2 separate regions of the Homo sapiens genome follow, and region 1 is linked to region 2. A link is a loop called in an ENCODE intact Hi-C map of the cell type or tissue named here. Cell type or tissue: Panc1. All regions are shown on one strand. Each heading gives the region's core, and the rest is flanking DNA. Links, peaks and the distances in the headings are about the cores only. Region 1 overlaps LHFPL7 (LHFPL tetraspan subfamily member 7). Region 2 overlaps KIAA1671.

What was found. Hi-C counts contacts between places; a loop is a spot of excess contacts. Peaks named below come from ENCODE experiments on the same cell type or tissue, not always from the same donor. Only the 100,000 strongest peaks of a DNase experiment are listed, where the experiment ranks them.
Region 1: it touches region 2 in a loop (6-fold over the local background); 62 of 110 quality-filtered maps call a loop at or near these places.

Annotation. Positions count from the first base shown.
Region 1 is chr22:24,937,965-24,940,844 of GRCh38, reverse strand. LHFPL7 (LHFPL tetraspan subfamily member 7) reads left to right here. Exons shown (of 4, transcript NM_001388199.1): 2 at 1,293-1,510; 3 at 2,558-2,696. The coding sequence starts at 1,310. Among named protein-coding and RNA genes, the nearest start is that of LHFPL7, 7.3 kb to the left of the region's middle. In Panc1, for the core only: a CTCF peak has its summit at 1,884 (motif pointing left); a DNase peak (open chromatin) is centred at 1,897.
Region 2 is chr22:25,047,400-25,050,306 of GRCh38, reverse strand. It overlaps KIAA1671, which reads right to left. Exons shown (of 13, transcript NM_001145206.2): 6 at 943-1,077. Among named protein-coding and RNA genes, the nearest start is that of KIAA1671-AS1, 64 kb to the left of the region's middle. In Panc1, for the core only: CTCF peaks have their summits at 1,196 and 1,426 (motif pointing right); a DNase peak (open chromatin) is centred at 1,436; H3K27ac peaks cover 449 bases.

The DNA.
Region 1 (2,880 bases), core at 381-2,880, 110 kb after region 2:
CAGTGAGCTATGATCATGCACTGCACTCCAACCTTTTTTCTCTGAAAGAAAGAAAGAGAGAGAGAGGGAAGGAAGGAAGGAGGGAGGGAGGGAGGGAAGGAAGGAAGGAAGCAAGGAAGGAAGGAAAGAAAGGGAAGGAGGGAAGGAGGGAGGGAGAGAGAAGGAAGGAGGGAAGGAAGGAAGGAAGGAAGGAAGGAAGGAAGGAAGGGCGGGCATATGTGTGTGAATTATTATTATTTTTTTTTTTTTGAGACGGAGTCTCGCTCTGTCGCCCAGGCTGGAGTGCAGTGGTGCGATCTCGGCTCACTGCAAGCTCCGCCTCCCGGGTTCACGCCATTCTCCTGCCTCAGCCTCCCAAGTAGCTGGGACTACAGGCGCCCGCTCCCACGCCCGGCTAATTTTTTTTTGTATTTTTAGTAGAGACGGAGTTTCACCGTGTTAGCCAGGATGTTCTCGATCTCCTGACCTCGTGATCCACCCGCCTCGGCCTCCCAAAGTGCTGGGATTACAGGCGTGAGCCACCGCGCCCGGCTATGTGTGTGAATTTTTAAAAGGTGCCCCGACTGGGTAGAAGCAGCCCTTTAGAACAGAGGAGGCTCCATGGAAGAATGGATAAATAGGCCGTGCGCGGTGGCTCACGCCTGTAATCCCAGCACTTTGGGAGGCCGAGGCAGGCGGATCACAAGGTCAGGAGATCGAGATCATCCTGGCTAACACGGTGGAACCCGTCTCTACTAAAAATACAAAAAATTAGCCGGGCGCGGTGGCGGGCGCCTGTAGTCCCAGCTACTCCGGAGGCTGAGGCAGGAGAATGGCGTGACCCCGGGAGGCGGAGCTTGCAGTGAGCCGAGATCGCACCACTGCACTCCAGCCTGGGCGACAGAGCAATAATCTGTCTCAAAAAAAAAAAAAAAAAAAAAGCGATAAATGAATGAACGAACGAACAAATGAACAAATGAAAGTATGCACGGAATATGAGAAGAGCCCTGCATGGACCAGTGAGGATGATGTGCCATGAAGAAGGTGGAGGGGCAAATGTTCAAAGGTCTTTCAGGGCTAACATTTATTCTAGGACTTGGGGGTTGTACTTCTAGAATTTGCTAGGGCAAAGTAACCCCCACTACCAGACCACAGTTATTAGTACCTCCCATTTGCATCTCCAGGCTCAAGGGGGGCTGATGATCTGGGGTCTGATCATAACACCAGATCCCTGGCTAGGGAGCACCTCGGCCAGCCCCTTTCTCTCCTTGTCCCTGCAGTCTCCATTAGTAATCTTCCCTGTTGACCCCTAGGTCAGCGATACTGCCTAATGTTGAGCAGTGTGTGGGTAGCTCTGGGGCTCTCTCTGACCTGCACCTCAGCCTTCAGCCTCATCTCCCCTGCCTGGTTCCAGACCCCGACCTTCTCCTTTGGCATCCTCACCTACTGCTCCTGGCCTCAGGGCAACAGTTGGAACCAGAGCTGCGTGACCTTCAGTTCCCTGGAGGATATTCCTGACTTTGCCTGGAAGGTGAGAGCTGGCTCACCAAGTCACTGGGTCTTCAGGGGCTCGTTTAAACTCATTAAGGCAGGAAAGCTGGCTGAGCGGAATTCGAGGAGGCTTTCCTCACTGCCTGAGTGTCCCAGTGGCTTCGAATTTGCCATTACTCTCCTTAGAACTGAGCATAGAAGTTCTTCAACCTGACAGCCCTTCAGAAACACCTGTGCAACTTTGCAAAGATGCCAAGTTCTGTGCTCCACCCGGAGCCCCTGTCTCTGTAGGCGTGGAGTGGGGTCCGGCTACTGATAATTTAACAAACATGCAGGATGATTCCAAAGGCAGCTGCCGGCCAATGTAGCACCTTCGTGCAAATTAGGAAAAGGTGCCCCTTCTTTAGGATGCTCTACTGCCATCTGCTGGAAAGTCACTGTAATCAGTTTGCAAATCTATGATGGCCCCCAACGTGTCTCTGAGAGTTGTGCAGTATACAACCTGCACGCTCTTACCTGGCCACCCTCTAAACACTGCTAGGTTTAAAAATGAAAGCTAAGGTGTTAAAGTCCCAGCTATGATGCACATTGCCAAAATCAACAATGGGGAGAATGGGAAAGGACTCCTAGTCCAGCACCTCTAAGGAAGAATATACAGCCTTCAAAATTGATTGTTATAAGGGTGATGTAACAGCAGCTACCAGGTGCCTCTCCTGATGATCCTGGCATGTAGCAAGTGCTTAATAAAGGTACTATATGCTGGTCAGTCAATGTGGATCTTCATTCTGGCTCTACCACTTAATTACCCATGTGTTCTGAGGCAAATGACTTCAGTTTCTTGGACTTTTATTGGAAAATTTATTTTCTTGGACAGTTTCTTTTTATGTAAAATGGAGATCATAATAGCACAAACCACATGCTGCGAGGACTCAGAAGCTGGTCAATGAGCAGGGGAGCATCCACCTGCCCCTGTCCCAGCCAACACCCTTCCTTCTGTCTCTTCCTTGCAGGTCTCAGCTGTGATGCTCCTCGGAGGCTGGCTCCTGTTGGCCTTCAATGCAATTTTCCTCCTGTCTCTTCCCTGCAGGTCTCAGCTGTGATGCTCCTCGGAGGCTGGCTCCTGTTGGCCTTCAATGCAATTTTCCTCCTGTCTTGGGCTGTGGCCCCCAAAGGGCTGTGCCCAAGGAGAAGCAGTGTTCCAATGCCAGGGGTGCAGGCAGTGGCAGGTAAATCCAATGCACAGGCACATAGTCAGTGCTCTAGACATATTTATGGAATGAATGAATGAATGAATGAATGAATGAGTCTGTGAGCAGAGCCTGGCCTCTCGGGTCAGACCTCAGAGATAAACCCTAGGATTGTTGACTATTCCTGGTCCTTTGGCAAGCCAGAAATCAGGGGGAGGGAGAG
Region 2 (2,907 bases), core at 168-2,667:
AGAAACTCACTGGAGGTGGCGAAGCCCTGGAACCCATGTGGGCACACTGAAGCTCTGAATGGGACAGCTGTCCCTGGGGCCTGCTCAGTGTGTACTCACCTCCTTTCACAAGTAAGGAAACAGGATGAGGGGGAAGAGGGCACAAGGACACAGAGATAAGCAAGAGCCAGAGGGAGACTTGAAAACAAGGACAGTCGTACCAGTAACAGCAAGAGTAATAATTATGTGACGATGACACTTATTGTTTGCTATGTACCCAGAAGCATGCTAAGCACTTCATGAATTCTCTCATCTGAGCCCCACATCAGCCCTGTAAAGTAGATACTATTATTATCCCCATTCTACAGATGAGGAAACTGAAGCCAGAGGCCAGCCCAAGGTCACACGTGAATGTATGCAGATCCGGGACTTGAACCCAGGCAATCTGGCTCTGGAACCAGCTTTCTGCTGCCTCCTGTTATCACCATAACTGTCAGTTCCTAAATGTGTTATGACGTGCTGGGCCCCACACACACTTTTATTCCATCCTCGCAACACAGCTAGATAGGAATCAAGATCCTGTTTTCCAGGTGAAGAAACTGAAGTGCAGCGAAATTAAGTAAATTGCTCAAAATCTCAAAGAGGTTGACAGGAGACCGTGCTGGGATTGGAACCCAGGACTTTCCAACACCAGTCTATGTTCCCTTAACCACTCCATGCCAGGCAGTGCTGGGCTGGAAACTCAAGAGGAAGAAGGTTTCCCCAGCAGAGCCACCAAACACCCTCCACATCAAGAACCACAACACAGCTAGTCAGGTGACACCAGATTCCTGGACAGTTGCCTGCTGCCCTCAACCCCGTCAGGGCCCTGGGCTGTCCAGATGCTCCACCAACCACATTCACAGCAGTGTCCAGCAACCAGCACCCCTGTGCAATCCTCTCCAGCCATGTTGCATCACTCACCACAAAGGGCCCACTCCTCCTGTCTTTGCAGAAGCTGTGGCTTCTCCAGGGAACCGAGGCCACAGGGGACACCTGCTGGAGCGGTCGCTCCTTCTCCTGGGGGGCATCCTCCTTCTCCAGGTCCCGTGGCAGCACCTGAAACACAGAGCACAAGAAAAGGACTTTACTGGGAGCCTTCTCATTTACAGGAAAAAATATATTATGCCAAGAGTCCATTCTGTACCAAAAAGGGCAAAGAAGAAAATTAAACCCCCAGAAATCCCCCACTTTAATGATCAGAGGTAACATGTAGGGCGGTAGCTCTGGGTTCCAGTGGCCCAGCCTCAGCCATTTAATAACTGTGTGACCTCAGGTGGGTGCCTCAACCTCTCTGAGCCTCAACTATCTGGGAAAGGAACCCCATGATGACAGCACCCAGCTTCTAGGCGCTAAGAAACAGCACATGGAATGTACATGATGCAGTATAGCCACCAGGGGGCAGACGTGCACAAGTCCTGGGCACCTGGCTTGGCTTACCCTAGCCTCCTCCATCCCTGGCACCTGGGGAGCCCTCCATAAATGCTGGCTGGCCTCATTACTGCCAGTGGTCATTCTTGGTGACCTTATTTTAATCATCTCTTTATGCACCCAAACACACATGCATAGACACAGAGAAACGGTGCATGAACAGCACAGCACCTCCAGTACATCTACTTGGAATCCTGCTGTTTTTTTCCACTTAGTTATATATAGGGGAAACATTCACAGGCCAGGACTCCAGGATGCATATTTTATATGCTTCACACTCTCCCTGCGTGGACAAGGAAACAAAGGCCCAGAGATGGGAGGGAGCTGCTTAAGAACACACAGCACCAGGAAGAGGAAGACTGGATTTCTAATCCCTTCCCTCACAGCCTCTTTTCTGGATGCCTTCAGAGACCCTCTGGTTTTCCTCCTAACCCCCTGGCTCTTTTTGATCAGTGTCCCCACATGTCCCAGGCCAGCCGCAGAGCCATTTCTCCTTTTGCTACATCATTCCCTCTGGGATCTCTCTTCACGCCCCCCATGGCTTTAAATAAATCCCATCTACACCCAGATGCCTGCCAATTCTGTTTCTCAGTGTTGGAACTCCAGACTCGGAGATCCCACTGCTCACTCAACATCTCTTGGAAGCTCACACTCATCTCAGATCCACGTGCTCAAAACATGCGTCTTGATTCCATCTCTCCACAGTTGCTCCTCCCACACCTTGCCCATCCATCCCCCAGCTGGGGAGGCCAAGACCTTCGGGTTGCCCTCCATTCTCCTCCCCATTCTCTCCCACTTTTCTCCACTGCATCAGCAAAGCTGAGACTCTACCTGCAAAACATGCTGCAAATCTGACATACTATATACCAAAATCAACTTGAAATAGATCAAAGACCTAAATGTAAGAGCTAAAGCTAGAAAACTCTTAGAAGAAAATAGAGGTGTAAATCTTCAAGAGCTAGGCTTAGGCAGTGATTTCTTAAATATGATACCAAAGGCATAAACAACAAAAGAACAATAAATAAAATAGACTTCTTCAAAATTAAAAACTTTTGTGCTTTAAAGGGTACCATTAAGAAAGGGAAGGCCAGGCGCAGTAGCTCATGCCTGTAATCCCACCACTTCGGGAGGCCGACGCAGGTGGATCACCTGAGGTCAGGAGTTTGAGACCAGCCTCGCCAACATGGTGAAACCCCGTCTCTACTACAAATACGAAAATTAGCCAGGCATGGTGGCGAGCGCCTGTAATCCCAGCTACTTGGAAGGCTGAGGCAGGAGAATTGCTTGAACCCAGGAGGTGGAGATTGCAGTGAGCCGACATCACACCACTGCACTTCAGCCTGGGCAATAGAGTGAGACTCCATCCATCTCAAAAAAAAAAAAAAAAAAAGGAAAAGAGGCCAGGCATGGTGGTGGTGGCGGCTCACGCCTGTAATCCTAGCACTTTGGGAGGCCAAG